2 separate regions of the Homo sapiens genome follow, and region 1 is linked to region 2. Evidence: chromatin contacts called from ENCODE Hi-C or POLR2A ChIA-PET data. All regions are on one chromosome and are shown on one strand. The core of a region is the stretch at or near the end of the contact, and the rest is flanking DNA. Distances in the headings are between cores, read along the strand shown.

Region 1 (6,861 bases), core at 2,028-4,527, 100 kb after region 2:
ATTAATAGCCAGGACATATAAGGAGCTCAAACCAGTCTATAGAAAAAAATCTAATAATCCAACCAAAAATGGGCAAAAGATCTGAATAGACATTTCTCAAAAGAAAACATACAGATGGCAAACAGGCATATTGAAAGGTGCTCAACATTATCGGTCATCAGAGAGATGCAAATCAAAACTACAATGAGAGGTCATCTCACCCCAGTTAAAATGGCTTTTGTCTTTTGGACAGGCAATAACAAATGCTGTCAAGGATGTGGAGAAAAGGGAACCCTTGTACACTGTTGGTGGGAATGTAAATTAGTACAGCCACTAGGGAGAACAGCTTGGAGGTTCCTCAAAAAACTAAAAATAGAACTACCATATGATCCAGCAATTCCACTGCTAAAAATATACCCCCAAAAAAGGAAATCAGCATAATGAAAGGATATCTGCACTTCCATGTTTGTTGCAGCTCTGTTCACAATAGCCAAGATTTGGAAGCCACCTAAGTGTCCATCAACAGATGATTGGATAAAGAAAATGTGGTACATATACACAATGGAGTACCATTCTGCCATAAAAAAGAATGAGATCCTGTCATTTGCAACAACATGAACGGAACTGGAGGTTCTTATGTTAAGTGAAACAAGCCATGCACAGAAAGACAAACTTCACATGTCCTCACTTATTTGTGGGAGCTAAATATTACAACAATTGAACTCATGGTGATAGAGAGTAAAAGGATGGTTACCAGAGGCTGGGAAGGGTAGTGGGGTGGGGGTAGAGTGGGGATGGTTAACGGATACAAAAATATAGTTAGATAGAATAAATAAGATCTAATATTTGATAGCACAACAAACTGACAGCAGTCAACAATAGTATATTATACATTTAAAGACAACTAAGAGTATAACTGGATTGTTTGTAACACAAAGAAAGGATAAATGCTGGCTGGATGCAGTGGCTCATGCCTGTAATCCCAGCACTTTGGGAGGCTGAGGCGGGTGGATCATGAGGTCAGGTGTTCAAGACCAGCCTGGCCAACATAGTGAAACCACATCTCTACTAAAAATACAAAAAAAAAAAAGGGAAATTCAGATACACGTTACAACATGGACGAATCTTGAGGACATTATGCTCAGTGAAATAAGCCAGTCACAGAAGGACACATACTGCATACAAGGTACCTAAAGTGTCAAATTCACAGACAGAAAGTAGAATGTGGTTGCCAGGGCCTGCAGAGAGAGGGAATGGGGAGTTATTTAATGGGTATAGAGTTTCAGTTTTGCAAGATGAAAAGTTCTATTACACAACAAGGTGCAAACAGTTAATACTACTGTACTATACACTTATAAATGGTTCAGATGGTAAATTTTATGCTATGTGTTTTTTTTACTACAATTAAAAATAAAATTGTCTCATCAAGGAGCAAGCACCCTGGGGTTTTCATACAACTCCCATCCCTCGCCCACCAGCTGAGAATCACTCTTGAGGTGTTAACTCCCCACACTCCAAGGGCCATAGAGCATGCCCTGTAGAGAGATACAGGGAGCCACAGGCACACATGGAATGGTCTGAGGTCACCTCCCAGTGCCCGGGAGACATTGGGGCACTGACCACATCTGCCATATCATTTACCTTTGAGTCCTCTGTAAAACAGGAATGATAAATACCTACCTCGATAGACCAGTTGCAAAGGCTACTTTGAACATACGCAGACTTAGACTTAACACAGTGCCTGGCCCACAGTTAAAATGTTATAATCAGGCTGGGTGGTGTGATGGCTCCCACCTGTAATCCTAACACTTTGGGAGGCTGAGGTAGGAGAGTTGCTTGAGCCCAGGAGTTCGAGACCAGCCTGGTCAACATAGCAAGACCCCATCTCTACAAAACTTTTTAAAATTAGCTGGATGTTCATCTGAGATGTGAGGATCTGAAAAAAAAAATTAGTCTGATGGGCTGGCCCACGCCTATAGTCCCAGCTGCTTGGGAGGCTGAAGCAGGAGAATCCCTGGAACCCTGGAGGTTGAGGCTGCAGTGAGCTATGATGGTGCCACTGCATTCCAACCTGGGTGACAGAGTGAGATTCTGTCTCTAAATAAATAAATAATTTAAAAATTAGTGGGGTGGCTGGGTGCAGTGGCTAACACCTGTAATCCCAGCACTTTGGGAGGCCGAGACAGGCGGATCACCTGAGGTCGGGAGTTCAAAACCAGCCTGACCAACATGGAGAAACCCCGTCTTTACTAAAAATATAAAATTAGCCGGGAGTGGTGGCACATGCCTGTAATCCCAGCTACTCGGGAGGCCGAGAGGCAGGAGAATCGCTTGAACCTGGGAGGCAGAGGTTGCAGTAAGCTGAGATCCCGCCATTGCACTCCAGCCTGGGCAACAAGAGCGAAACTCCGTCTCAAAAAAAAAAAAAAAAAATTAGCAGGGCATGGTGGCACACACCTGTAGTCCCAGTTACTTGGGAAGCTGAAGTGGGAGGATCCCCTGAGCCCAGGAGTTCCAGGCTGCAGTGAGCTATGAACAAGCCACTGCACTCACTCCAGCCTGGGCAACACAGCAAGGCTGTCTCTTAAAACAAACAAAAAGACTATAATCATTGTACACATCTGCCTTGTCTATTGGCAGGAACAGCGCCAGGACGGCAGGGGAAGAGCTCCGTTTCCCTCCCTGCTCTGGCTCCCTTTAAAGGTGGCTGCCTCTCAGCCTCCTGGCCCACCCGGCCTTCAGGGCCACAGGCCTCAAGCCAGCTGGACACCTCACACCGGACAGCTCTGCCCTGGGAATCCTGGAACCCCCTGCTAGTAGGCGCCACGACCCAGGTCGAGGAATGCCCTCAGCACAGAGACTGTCCCCTGGGGCAGCTCGCCCTACTGCCTGATAAGGGCGGCTCCTTCGCGGCTCCCAGACTCTGGAGCCTGCGGGCTGGGCTGCAGCCAAACGCAGACACCCCTCTAATGCCGACAGCCTGGCCCCCTTACCCTGTAGCTCTCCGCCCTCAGGATGCATTCTTCCCCAGAAGCTCCCTGCCCACCCCCACCTGGAAGGCCTCCCTCGTCTGAATCAGGGCGCACACAGCTGAGTCTCCAGCGCGGACACCCCGTCACCCCAACACCCTTCTCCTCCCCCCGAACAACCGCTTACGATTTTTAGAAATCAGTAAAATACATGCCCAGCTCCAAACTTTTGGAAGCGCCTCAGAGTTTTGCAGAGCATAGCAGTGGTTCTGGGCTCCCCAGTGCACCCCAGACTTGGCTCCCTCCTGCCCAGCCCACAGCCGCGTCCCGAGAGTGAAGGGGAAGCACAGGCAGCCCTTTCCGCCGCCCCCGCTGGCATGACATCACCTTCCCCACGCCGAGAAGCTGAAGTCTTTCTCATTTTGTTTCATGCTCCAAGCGCAGCTTTAAAAACCTTTCCTGGAGGTGGGGAGGGAAAATACCCAAAATATTAGCCGTGGCTACAGCTGGGTGTAGGATGCAGGGAGTTACTGTTTCCTTCTTTATACGTTTGTATTTTCCACAATGACCACATTCTATTTTTTATTGTCAGGAAAACGAATGAGTGTTTTTTAAGTAAGCAATTTAGAAGCCTATTTGGTTGCCTTCAGCATTTTTCAGGGCCTCAGCTCGTTTCTGGAGCCAGCTTTTCAGCCGCTCTTCTCTCCGTTCTCTCGCTCTCTGAGTGGAGTTCTCTGCCTTCCACCCTTTGCTTCTGTCCTTTGAAAATGTGAGCGAAGCACAGTTGCTTGTGCAAACCACACCAGCCTCCTGAGATCCTCTCGATTTTCCTTCTCACTGGGAATATTTTTCATCAGAATTTATTCTCCCAAACTAAGAAAGGGACCTCATGTCCCCGCTCATCTGATGCACTGAGAACACAGCATCATTTTCCCAGTATTCTTGCCAAGAATACACAACCTGAGGCTTATCATGAGGAAACATCAGGCAGACCCAAACTGAAGGACATTCTACAAGAAAACTGCGTGGACTCTTCAAAAATGTCAAGGTCAGGAAAGACAAAGAAAGCCCAAGGAACTGTCGCCGATTGGAGGAGATTAGAGACAGGGCAACCAACTGCAGCACGTGATCTGGGATATTGTGTTGCTATAAAGGACATTACTGGGACAGTTGGTGACATCTAAATCTGAATACGGTCTGTAGATTAGCTAATTGTATTGAATCAGTGTTCGTTTCCTGACTTAGTCACTGCACTGTGGCTGTGTAGCAGAATGTCCTTTACTTTTTAGGAATTATACACTGAAGCTTTGGGAGATAGAGGGCATCACATCTGCAATTTACTCTCTTATGATTCAGAAAAATATATATATTTGTACACACAGACAGAGAAAACAGTAAGGCAAATGTGGCAAAAATGTTAATATTTGGGGAATCTTGATGAAGAGTTTAAAAAAAAATCCTTTTGTTCTGTTCTTAGAATTTTTCTGTAAGTCCCTTTGCTTCTGACCTCTGGGTTAATGCAGTTGACACAACAGCCTGACTCCTAGGCTGACTGCTGACTAATTCTTTGCTTGATGCTCTTGACCTTGGACTGTGTCCTCCCCCGATTTAGCCCCTGTAGAGACAGTGAGCAGGAAGACTAGTTTGGTGAATAATAAATCCGCTGTCACTGCCACCATCACCACCAACAGGGGCAGAGGGACTTTTGCTGAGCACTCACTATGTAAGTCAATGCTCCCATACCCTGAGTGATGTACACAGTACTTCACTCAGTCCTCACAGTAGTCTTCTGAGGTTGCCATTACAATCCCCAATCTACAGATAAAGAAACTGAGGCTCAGAGAGATGAACTCACTTACCTAACGTCACAGCAGCTATTAAGTGGCAAGGCCAGAATTGACCCACAAATCTCTAGAACCCCACAGTCTTACACTAATCTGCCCTGACACTGGTAAGGAGACTGACTGGCTGTACTCTGTTCTGATATTTTCTCTCCTGATTCTCCTTTGCTGAAATAATAGAAACAAAAATAATTGTACCAGCCATAAAAAAATGAAATCCTGTCATTTTCAACAACATGGATGAACTTGGAGGACATCATATTAAGTGAAATAAGCCAGACACAGAGAGACAAATACTGCATGATCTCACTCATATGTGGAATCTAAAAAAAAAAAAAAAAAAAATTGATCTCATAGAAGAAGAGTCAGAGAGTCCAACAGTGGTTACCAGAGCCTGGGAAGGGCAGGGGAGAGGGGAGGATGGGGAGAGGTCGGTCAACAGGTACAAATTACAATTAGATGGGAGGCATAAATTCTGGGGTTCTGTTACACAGTAGGGTGGCTATGGTTAACAGTAAGATATTGTATATTACAAAATAGCTAGAGGAGAGGCTTTTGAATGTTCTCACCACAAGGGAATGATAAATGCCTAAGGTGATTGACATGCTAACTACCCTAATTTGACCATTATACAATATATGTATTAAAATATCAAACTGCACCCCATACCTATGTACAATGATAATGTGTCAATTAAACTAATTAATTTTAAAAAATTATTATAAAGCTATGCTGCTCCATAGAGTGACCACATGTAGCTGTTTAAATTTAATAAGGCTGGGCATGATGGCTCATGCCTGTTATCCCAGCACTTTGGCAAATCAAAGCAGAGAATTGCCTGAGGCCATGTGTTCAAGACCAATCTGGGCAACACAGTGAGATCCATCCCTAGAAAAAATAATTTTAAAATGAGCTGGGTGTGGTGATGCTTGCCTATAGTCCTAGCTTGACTGGGAGTTTGAGGCTGCAGTGAGCTATGGCATGCCACTGCACTCCAGCCTGGGCAACCAAGCTGAGCTCTGTCTCTAAAAATTAATCAGTTAATTAATTAATTAATTAGAATTAAGTAAAATCTGAAATTCAGTTCCTCAGTCTCACTAGCCACATTTCAACTGCTGATTAGCTCCATGTGGCTTGTGGCTACAATTATTGGACAGAGCAGATTGTAAAACATTTCTAACACGGCAAAAAGTTCTATTGGACAATGCCGTTCCAAAAACTTTTACATGTGTTCATGAAGATACAAAAAATGAAAAATAAACAAAAAAAAATTTACATACCCTTCACTGACCAAGATAATTTTTTATTCAAAGTTAACTTATTTTTAAGATAAAACTTCAAACACAAAATTGACTTCAACACTGTTCTCACTTGTCACACAGAAACCAACTTTTCAGCCGCGGCAGCATCAGGTGTTAGGGAGAGACACCTCCTGGCAGCACATGGAATTACAACCTAGCACAATCAGACACTGGAACCAGCCAGGGACTGGGTTTCAGCAGCCATCGGTGGAATACCAGGAGATTCCCAAGAGTGGGAGAAAAATCCCATACCAAGAAACAATCATGGATAAGGCACCAGGAAGACATACTAGGTTACAAAAGCCCATCCAAGGCCAGGCGCAGTGGCTCACGCCTGTAATCCTAGCACTTTTGGAGGCCAAGGCGAGCAGATCACTTGAGGTCAGGAGTTCGAGACAAAAGCCCATCCACCACCAGACATAAATCTCCTGTGTCACATCCCTCAAGCCATGCATGGCTGCACAGAGATACATAATAATAAGTGTCGGTCATTTGAATAAATAAATGATTGATTGATTAATTCTGATTATTTCAGAACTCTACCATTAAGCATTTTATTGTCTTCTTTAACATTCTTTTTCAGTTGGACACATATTATGAAGGGAATGTAGAGCTGGGATTTACTGCTTCAAACAACTTAGCTGACACAGAAGTGTTCGATGATCAAGGAACGTCTGGACTTTAGCAAAATCATCAAGAACAAGAAAACATCAAGATGAGTTTCTGGTAAAGCATAAAAAGAAGTTCCTGGCTAGGCACGGTGGCTCACGC
Region 2 (7,840 bases), core at 4,319-6,818:
AAACCTCGTCTCTACTAAAAATACAAAAAAAAAAAATTAGCTGGGCGTGGTGGCAGGCGCCTGTAGTCCCAGCTACTCGGGAGGCTGAGGCAGGAGAATGGCGTGAAGCTGGGAGGCGGAGGTTGCTGTGAGCCAAGATCATGCCACTGCACTCCAGCCTGGGCAACACAGTGAGAGAGACTCTGTCTCAAAGGAAAAAAGAAAAAAAAAAAGAATTCTTTACATATTCTGAATACCAGACTCATCAAAAATATGACTTGCAAATACTCTCTCTCATGTTGTAAGCTGTCTTTTCAATTTCTAGAGAATGTCCTTTGATGCGCAAAAGTGTTTAATTTTGAAGCCCAATTTATCCAGCTTTTCTTTTGTCACACGTGCTTTAGTGTCATATCTAAGAATTTATTGCTAAATCTAAGGTCAAAGATTTCCCATGTTTTCTTCTAAGAGTCTTATGGTTGGTTTATTTTGAGTAAATTTTTTTGCACATGATGTGAGGTAGGGGTGCAGCTTTATTCTTTTGCATGTAGATATACAACTGTCTGAATGTTCTCTTTAACTTCCCACATCAACCCCAGGAGAGAAGCAGTGTTATCAACTCCATTTTACAGATGGGGAAACTGAGGTTTTCCAAGGTAAAAAAGCTGCCCAAAGCCGCAGAGATAGCACATGGTACCACTGAGATTTGGTCTTGGGCCTGAGTAAGAACCAGCATATCTGACCATTGTGACTGATGCTCTGTCACCTGGCCCTGGCCCTTTCGCCCCCTGATTTCAGCCTGGCTGTGGGGGGTCAGTGCGTGTGCACGGCCCACATCCCTTCTCAGCTGTGCTGCAGCATCTCTCTGCTCTCCCATTGTGGGGTTTTTCCTGAAGCCTTGAGAGGCAGCAAAGTCCACACAAAGGCACAATTCTGGGAGGTGACACCCTTCTAGTGGGAGAATTCTACATGCTTCCTCTGTGGATGGAGCTGCCATGCCCACCTCATGAAGCCTCTCAATGAAGCATCCTCCCCCTCTCAGTCTCCCCACACCGCACCCTTGCCTGCTGGGATCCCCACCCAGATAAACCACCTGCATCTAAGTTCTTGCTCAGCTCTGCTTTTGAGGAATCCAACTAAGGTACCCACCCAAATTTGCAGGAAAGGCCTCCGACCCTTGCCAACTCCCCTTCCATCAGAGCACTCCAAGCCTCAGCCTGGCCACTAAACAGGAGGCTTCTGTTTCCCAGCCCAGGCCACAGCTCCTGCTGATCCCATATCTGAGCTGGAGGCCAGAAGGAGTAATTTTACCACAGCTCTGAGCTCCTCTACAAGAAAGGATGCAAATCCTATTTGGGCTGATGTTGCCAAAACCCAAACAAGAATTCTACCTCAAGGCACTTCTTTTTTCAAGACCACATGCACAGCTGGGCTTCCCCACGAAATCATAGCTCTCAGCACTCAAGATTTGTCCACCCGGCACCCTCCCTGGAAAGGCCTCCTGGCAAAAAGGAAGACAGTAGGAAGGAACTGGGAGAAGACAAGCGCCCAGGGACCCGCATAATTTTTGTTCTAGAGTTTCATTGCCTCACAGTTTTTCCAGATATAAATGACCTTTTCTAATAGAGGGGCTTGGACCAAGAGACTACTCTGAGCTCTGCCTCCAGAAATCAGGATAGTCCCACAGCAGCCTTCTGATAGCCTGGAGATGTCAGTGGTCACCCACCATGCTCCCCTCTCTGCCACTGGCACAGGGCACAGGGGCTTCCCTTCTAGTGGGCATGATAGCAAATTCCTGACGTTATCTCCCAGGCCTTAACCCCCAACTCTTAGAAGTGTGCTTAGCCTGCAAGGGGTCAGGGGACAGTGTGATTGTAGGTTATGAACCAGAGAGCCACATTCAGGTTCACGATTTGGGGTTATCCAGATAGTTACTGGACCCATCCTAAGCACTCAGGGTCAGGCTGACATCCTGCATTCCCAAATGGGAAGGCAGGACATGAGGATGCCGACCTCTCAGAAGCTGCAACTTCCTCAATTTTTTTTTTTTTTTTTAGATGGAGTCTCACTCTGTCACCCAAGCTGGAGTGCAATGGTGCAATCTCAGCTCACTGCAACCTCCGCCTCCTGGGTTCAAGTGATTCTCCTGCCTCAGCCTCTTGAGTAGCTGGTATTACAGGCACACGACACCATGCCTGCCTAATTTTTTGTATTTTTAGTAGAGAAGGGGTTTCACCATGTTGGTCGGGCTAGTCTCAAACTCCTGACCTCTTAATCTGCCCGCCTGGACCTCCCAAAGTGCTGGGATTACAGTCATGAGCCACCGCGCCCAGCCCAACTTCCTCAACTTTTAATGGCTTCTCTTAAAAGCCTGTCTTGGGTGTTGTTCTCCTCCCACACCTTTTCTCCCTCCGCACAGATGGCAACACACACAGAGCTGCAGTCCCTTGTCCACACACCAAAACCCCAGGGAGACACATCTCTGCATTCTCATGGCCCACCTGACTCCACGTGGAACATGTTGTCAGGGCTCGATGGATGTCTGTGGAATGGATTGGGTGCGGGCCACACACACAGGCCACTCACCACAGATACAGCAGCTCTCAATCTTGGCTGCACATGAGAATCACTTGAGAAGCTCAAAAAAGCATTGAAGCCGGGTCCTACCAGAGATCCTGATTTGATTGGTCTGGGTTGGGACCCAGGTAATGAGATTTTTAAAAGAATTACCCAGATGATTCCAGGGTGTGTACAACAGGAGTTCTCAAACTTGAGCCGCATCAGGATCCCTTGGGCCCGGCGGGGGGTGGGGGAGGGGCTTTTTAAAACACAAATTGCTGCTCCTGCAACCTCTGCCCAGAGTATCTGATTCAGTAGATCAGCAGTGGGACTCCAGAATCCATGCTTTGGGTTTGTGTGTGTGTGTGTTTTTAAGAGACAATGTCCCACTCTGTTGCCCAGGCTAGATTGCAGTGGCACGGTGACAGCTCACTGTAGCCTCCAGCTCCTGGGCTAAGTGATTCTCCCACCTCAGCTTCTGGAGTAGGTGGAACTACAGGTACGCACCACCATGCCTGGCTAACAGAATCTGCACTTCTAACAAGTGATGCAGGAGAGTTTTGGAAAACAGGGGCAATCTGTTCTTTGGGGAGAGAGCTGGGAGTAGAAATGCAGAGTATGGAGGGATTTGGGAAATGCCAGGGCAGGGTGTGCCTCGGGTGAAGCATGAAGGGCATGGGCAAGGGGGAAGGACATGGGAAAGGAGGTGGGCAGGGTAGGAAACGGCAGACCCTGTGGGATTTGGGAACCCAGGAGGTGAGGCAGGCAGCTGAGCTGAGGTCTCTGCTCTGCTCTCCGAAAGCATTCCTTCCGGGATCCTGAGAACACGAGTCGTACAGGCCCACTACCTTCACCTGTCCCCTGGACAATGACTTAGCCTCCCCTCTGGCCTCCCTGCCCCCTCTCAGGCCCCACCACGTCCATTCTCCCCTCTGCAACCAGAGTGACCATTCAATATGGTCAATCCAGCCATGTCATGTCATCCCTCTGCTTAAATCCTCCTAGGAGTTTCCCAGCCTACCAGTGATGAAGTTCAAATTCTATGTCCTGTTTACCCCACCATTCTGCAGGAGCCATGAGGCTTCCAAATTCAGGGAGTGTAAGGACACCACATATGCACAGAGGCTGTGCCACAGGCTGCACCTGCCAGTGACCGAACATGGTGGAGATACTGAGGCAGGCTCACTTCTGAGAGACACGGGGCTTCCCGAAAGCCCTGCTGAGTCTTCCTTAGACTGCACACTTCTGTGTCTGGGACATTTCCACCCAACCTCCCCTCCCTCAGAGTCAGCCTTACCTAAACCCTCAGAAATTTCATCCAGGCTTCTCCGTAATTAAGGGAGGAGCTGGACTCGTAGCCTGCAATCCTAGGTAAGGGGCACAGAGGAAGCACCAGCCACTGAAGTTATACTTTCCTGCACATGGGGTCCCCCACTGTCTCAGGGCAGCTTCCTAAGACTCCATGCAGATGTTTATGAAGGAAGCACCCTCAAGGGAAACCAGTTTGGGCAGGAGAGAAGCAGGACAAGGAAAGGGAAGGGGTTAAAGAGGCATCTGTTTCAGCTGCGGTCTGCATGGGACCGGCTCCTCTGTGGTGCCCTGGAGATCTCACGTGTATCCAAATAGGCCACGGAGGCGAAGGCTTGACCCACAGCCAATCTGAATGTGGTGGGTGAAATAACGCCCCGCACCCCTACATCTGTGTCTTAATCCATGGAATCTGTGAATATGTTACCTTATATGCAAAAAGGATGTTGAGTAAATTAAAGATGTTGAGATGGGGAGATTTTCCTGGATTTCCCAGATGGGCCCAATGTAATCACAAGGGGCAGTGAGAGGGAGATGTGAGGACAGAAGCAAAGGTTGGAGGGATGTGCTTGCTGGGGCCACTAGCCAAGGAATGCAGGTGCCCTCTAGAAACTGGAAAAGGCAAGAAAAAGGATTCTCCCCTAGAGCCTCCAGAAGGAACCAGCCTTGCTGACACCCTGATTTTAGCCCAGGGAAGCCCATTTTGGACTTCTGACCTCCAGTACTGTAAGATAACTTTGTGTGAAGCCACTAATCTGTGATGGTTTGTTGGAGCAGCAACAGGAATTGAACACGCTGAGTGCTGGCGGAATGCTTCGTGGTCCTCCTGGATCAGAAGTGGGTGAGAGGCAGAGGCTGCAGAGTTCCAGGCCATCTCCCCATCGCCTCCCAGCCCCTAGAGAGCCGCCGTGGGTCTGTTTGTCATCCCTTCTGGGTTCTGCTGAGTGATGGGGCTCCCCATCCTGCCTCTGCTCAGCCTCAGTCTAGAATTGGCATCTCAGCCAAGGGGCATCCCCCAGCTCACATGACAGTCACTCGGCCTCTCTTGTTTGGGTGCCCTCCTTTCTGATATGCCGAATGAGGACCTGGGGCACTGGTACCTTTGGCTTACTCTTCATTGTCTGTGTAAGTAATAAACAGTCTGAATCTATTATAAAAGCCCCTGAATCAGGGCTTGGAGTTGCCCTGAATTGTATGCACCTGAGCTTGACAAAGTCCCAGTGCCTAATCCTGCAGGGAACCCTGGAGTGGGGGTGACAGCAAAGGAGCTGGGCCTTTGTCCACATGACCACCAGTTGTGGCCATGGGCTGCCCGGGAGCCCCAGTGCCCAAGGGCAGGTCCCTGAAGGTATCAGGGGTGAGCCATTCACAGCAAAGCACACAGACCTTGGAAAAGGACCTCAGTGGGCCTGGAAGTGGGAGAAGAGATGAGGGTGTACAGTTCATTACATTCACCAATAATTCATATAAGACGCTGCAGGATTCATTGCTGAGGCACTGGATTTTGACCCCACAGAGAGAAAATGGATATGGTAGCCCAGCATACATAGCTGTAGGGACATTTCCTAGACCCCAGCTTCTAGGGCAGCCATCAAGGGTGCAATTTAACATTCCTGCCAATGTCCAGGCAGGCAGCAGTGGTTGTCCACAGACCAGGAAAAGGCAATTGTTTTCTTCATGAAAAAAGGCCCCAAGCCAGCACTTTTCATGCCAAACTACTGGCGGAAGCCAGCGGGCAGCCAGCCATGCCAGGGTTCTTGGAGCACAGAACCAAACAAGGTGGCTCAGCCCCCAACTGGATGCCAGGATAGGTTGGCTGGAGGAGGTCTGTAAGTACCACCGTGGCCATTCAGTGACAGCACAAAAGGATGCCTTGGTCCTCTCCTCTGGGTGCCCTTTGACCTTTTCTTTGAGAACCCCGGCTCCCCACCCATCTGCCTCCCCCTACCTCTATCTCTGCCACAATGTCTTCATTCCTTGTATTTTCCTATTGGCTTTTCTCCTGCTCTTCTCCTGACTTAGGGATGCAGAAGGCCCACAGGCACTTGGAGCATTGCTCAGCCACACAGGCCCCTCAGAGACAAAGAGGAATTTCCCTCATGACCTGGAGGACAAGATGGAGGGAAGGAGGGAAATTTAATCACAAGGTGGCAAAACTTTTTCTATTAAGGACCTGAAAGAAAATATTTTAGACTTTACAGGCCATGTGGTCTCTATTACAACAACCCAATTCCACCATTGTAGCATGAAAGCAGCCATAGACAATGCATAAATGAATGGGCCTTTGAATGGCAGTGTTCTAATAAAACTTTATTTACACAAACAGGCAGAGGGCCAGCTTTGACCTTTGGGTGTAGTTTGCAGACCCCTGGTTTACATGTTCCCAGAATCCAACAAGTTAGAATTAAAGGAACTTTAGAGATCATCCAGGCCAGGGAGGGCAGACAGGTTTCAAACCCATCTGCCAACTCTGAGTGCTCAGTGATGATTCCCTGATTTGCTGTGTTGAGGATTCTGAGGCCAACATCTAGCTTGGAGGGAAAGTGCCATAATAGTACCCTATGCCGTGGGCAGGGAGAGAGGAGTGGCAGCACAAGTGCCCCAGATTAGCTGCTTGATTAACCAAACACTTTCATTTCACATACAAACAGCTGGATCCCAGAGAGGTTAAGCGATTTGCCCAAGGCCACAGAACTGGCCAGAGAGTTGCTTGTCAACCGGCTTCTTCATGTTACTCTGCAGCAAAATGGAAAGCTGCATTTATTCCATTGCCTCATCACCACACATCTAAGCCAAATAATTTTCATGGTCCCTGGAGAGCAAAGGGTCAGAAGCCAGGGCCCCAGCCAGTCCTCGATTTGTGAGAATTGATGTTTTGGGGGCTTTCACAACTATAAAAAAAAGTCGCATTTGTGATGTCTGAAAAATTAGGAGACTGGCTTCAGAGAGTACTGCCTGACAGATCCTGGTCATGGTCGGGCATGAAGTAGCCCCAGCATTAAGCTGTAGCTTCCCTTTTTCAGCAAGAAATGCTTTGCAAGCACCATGGTCACTATCTCATGAGCCCCATAAGGCTAATGCCAATCAAGCATCAAGCTCTGGTATTTCTCACCCATGTGTCTATTTCCTAAGATTCTCAACAGCTGTGACTATCAGATAATAACTGCCATGGTCTTTATTAATCTTGATTAATAAGCAACTGTAGTAACAACTCTGAAAACAGGATGCAGGTTGAGGTTTTGGAAGAAACTTTTAAAACCCTGGACTCTGTAAACTAGGTCATTTTTAAAAATCAGACTTTCTACTGTTAGAGTATGTCTGGTAGCAGAGCTTTGAAATTGCTTGGGCGTCAGTTACTTGGCTCTTAAATGGAGTAATGCTTACCTCATGGGCTGTTGCAACATTCAGTTAAATAACAGATGACAGCCAAAGCCCACATGCCCAGGTCCACTCTGGAGGTCACTTACAGCTGCTGTTGGCAGTCCAGGCCATGCCAAGGGCTCTTTCCAGCACCTGCATCTATCTCTTCGGGTGTTCTCTATGCCCCTGCCCCAGTACCTCCCACCCCAGAGTGTTCAGCTCACACTCAACACAGGCTAGAGAAACCAGGGCAAGACTGCTCCTAGGGGCAGCCTCCAAGCAAGGAGGACTGCTAGGAGGTAGTGAAAAGGACTCTTGTGTCCTTGCCTTTCTGTGTACAGTTTTGAGGGATAGTTTGGTTTGATAAAACTTTATACAGTGTCTTAGAAGGCCCACAGGGATACCTGAGCCCTATTTCCTTCTCTCACTAATACACCCCCTTCTTGATTTTCTTTCCTTCCCTGCCTCACTTCTTCCCTCCCAGTGCATCCTGGGGTCATCTCTCAAATAAATGGCCTAAGCTCAAGTCTTTGTGTCAGGGGCATCCTGAGATACATTTAATTGTAATTTTTATTTTTTAGAGATGGGGCCTCACTATGTTGCCCTGTCTGGTCTTGAACTCCTAGCCTCCAGTAAT

Evidence for each region. A loop is a pair of places that touch in the nucleus more often than their neighbours do. ChIA-PET counts read pairs that join two places held with the same protein, here RNA polymerase II (POLR2A). Pooled maps may share reads with other maps.
Region 1: a map of ascending aorta shows a loop between it and region 2 (6-fold over the local background). The contact joins two enhancer-like sites. A Hi-C loop is called at or near these places in 21 of 168 maps with a recorded cell type or tissue (HepG2, Right ventricle myocardium inferior, aorta and 13 more), 7 of 37 single-sample maps with no recorded cell type and 26 of 50 pooled maps. POLR2A ChIA-PET finds 5 or more read pairs at or near these places in 4 of 52 experiments (K562, PC-3, WTC11 and 1 more).

Annotation. Positions count from the first base shown.
Region 1 is chr20:17,892,479-17,899,339 of GRCh38, forward strand. No RefSeq gene overlaps it. Among named protein-coding and RNA genes, the nearest start is that of SNORD17, 67 kb to the right of the region's middle. RefSeq lists enhancers at 3,032-3,708, 3,363-3,502. Within about 2 kb of position 3,278, at least 26 of the 41 ENCODE cell types and tissues checked have a DNase peak (open chromatin) inside an H3K27ac peak, as active enhancers do; they include right lobe of liver and uterus, where a contact is called at or near this core.
Region 2 is chr20:17,789,048-17,796,887 of GRCh38, forward strand. No RefSeq gene overlaps it. Among named protein-coding and RNA genes, the nearest start is that of BANF2, 93 kb to the left of the region's middle. RefSeq lists an enhancer at 2,177-2,346. Within about 2 kb of position 5,569, at least 6 of the 41 ENCODE cell types and tissues checked have a DNase peak (open chromatin) inside an H3K27ac peak, as active enhancers do; they include right lobe of liver and uterus, where a contact is called at or near this core.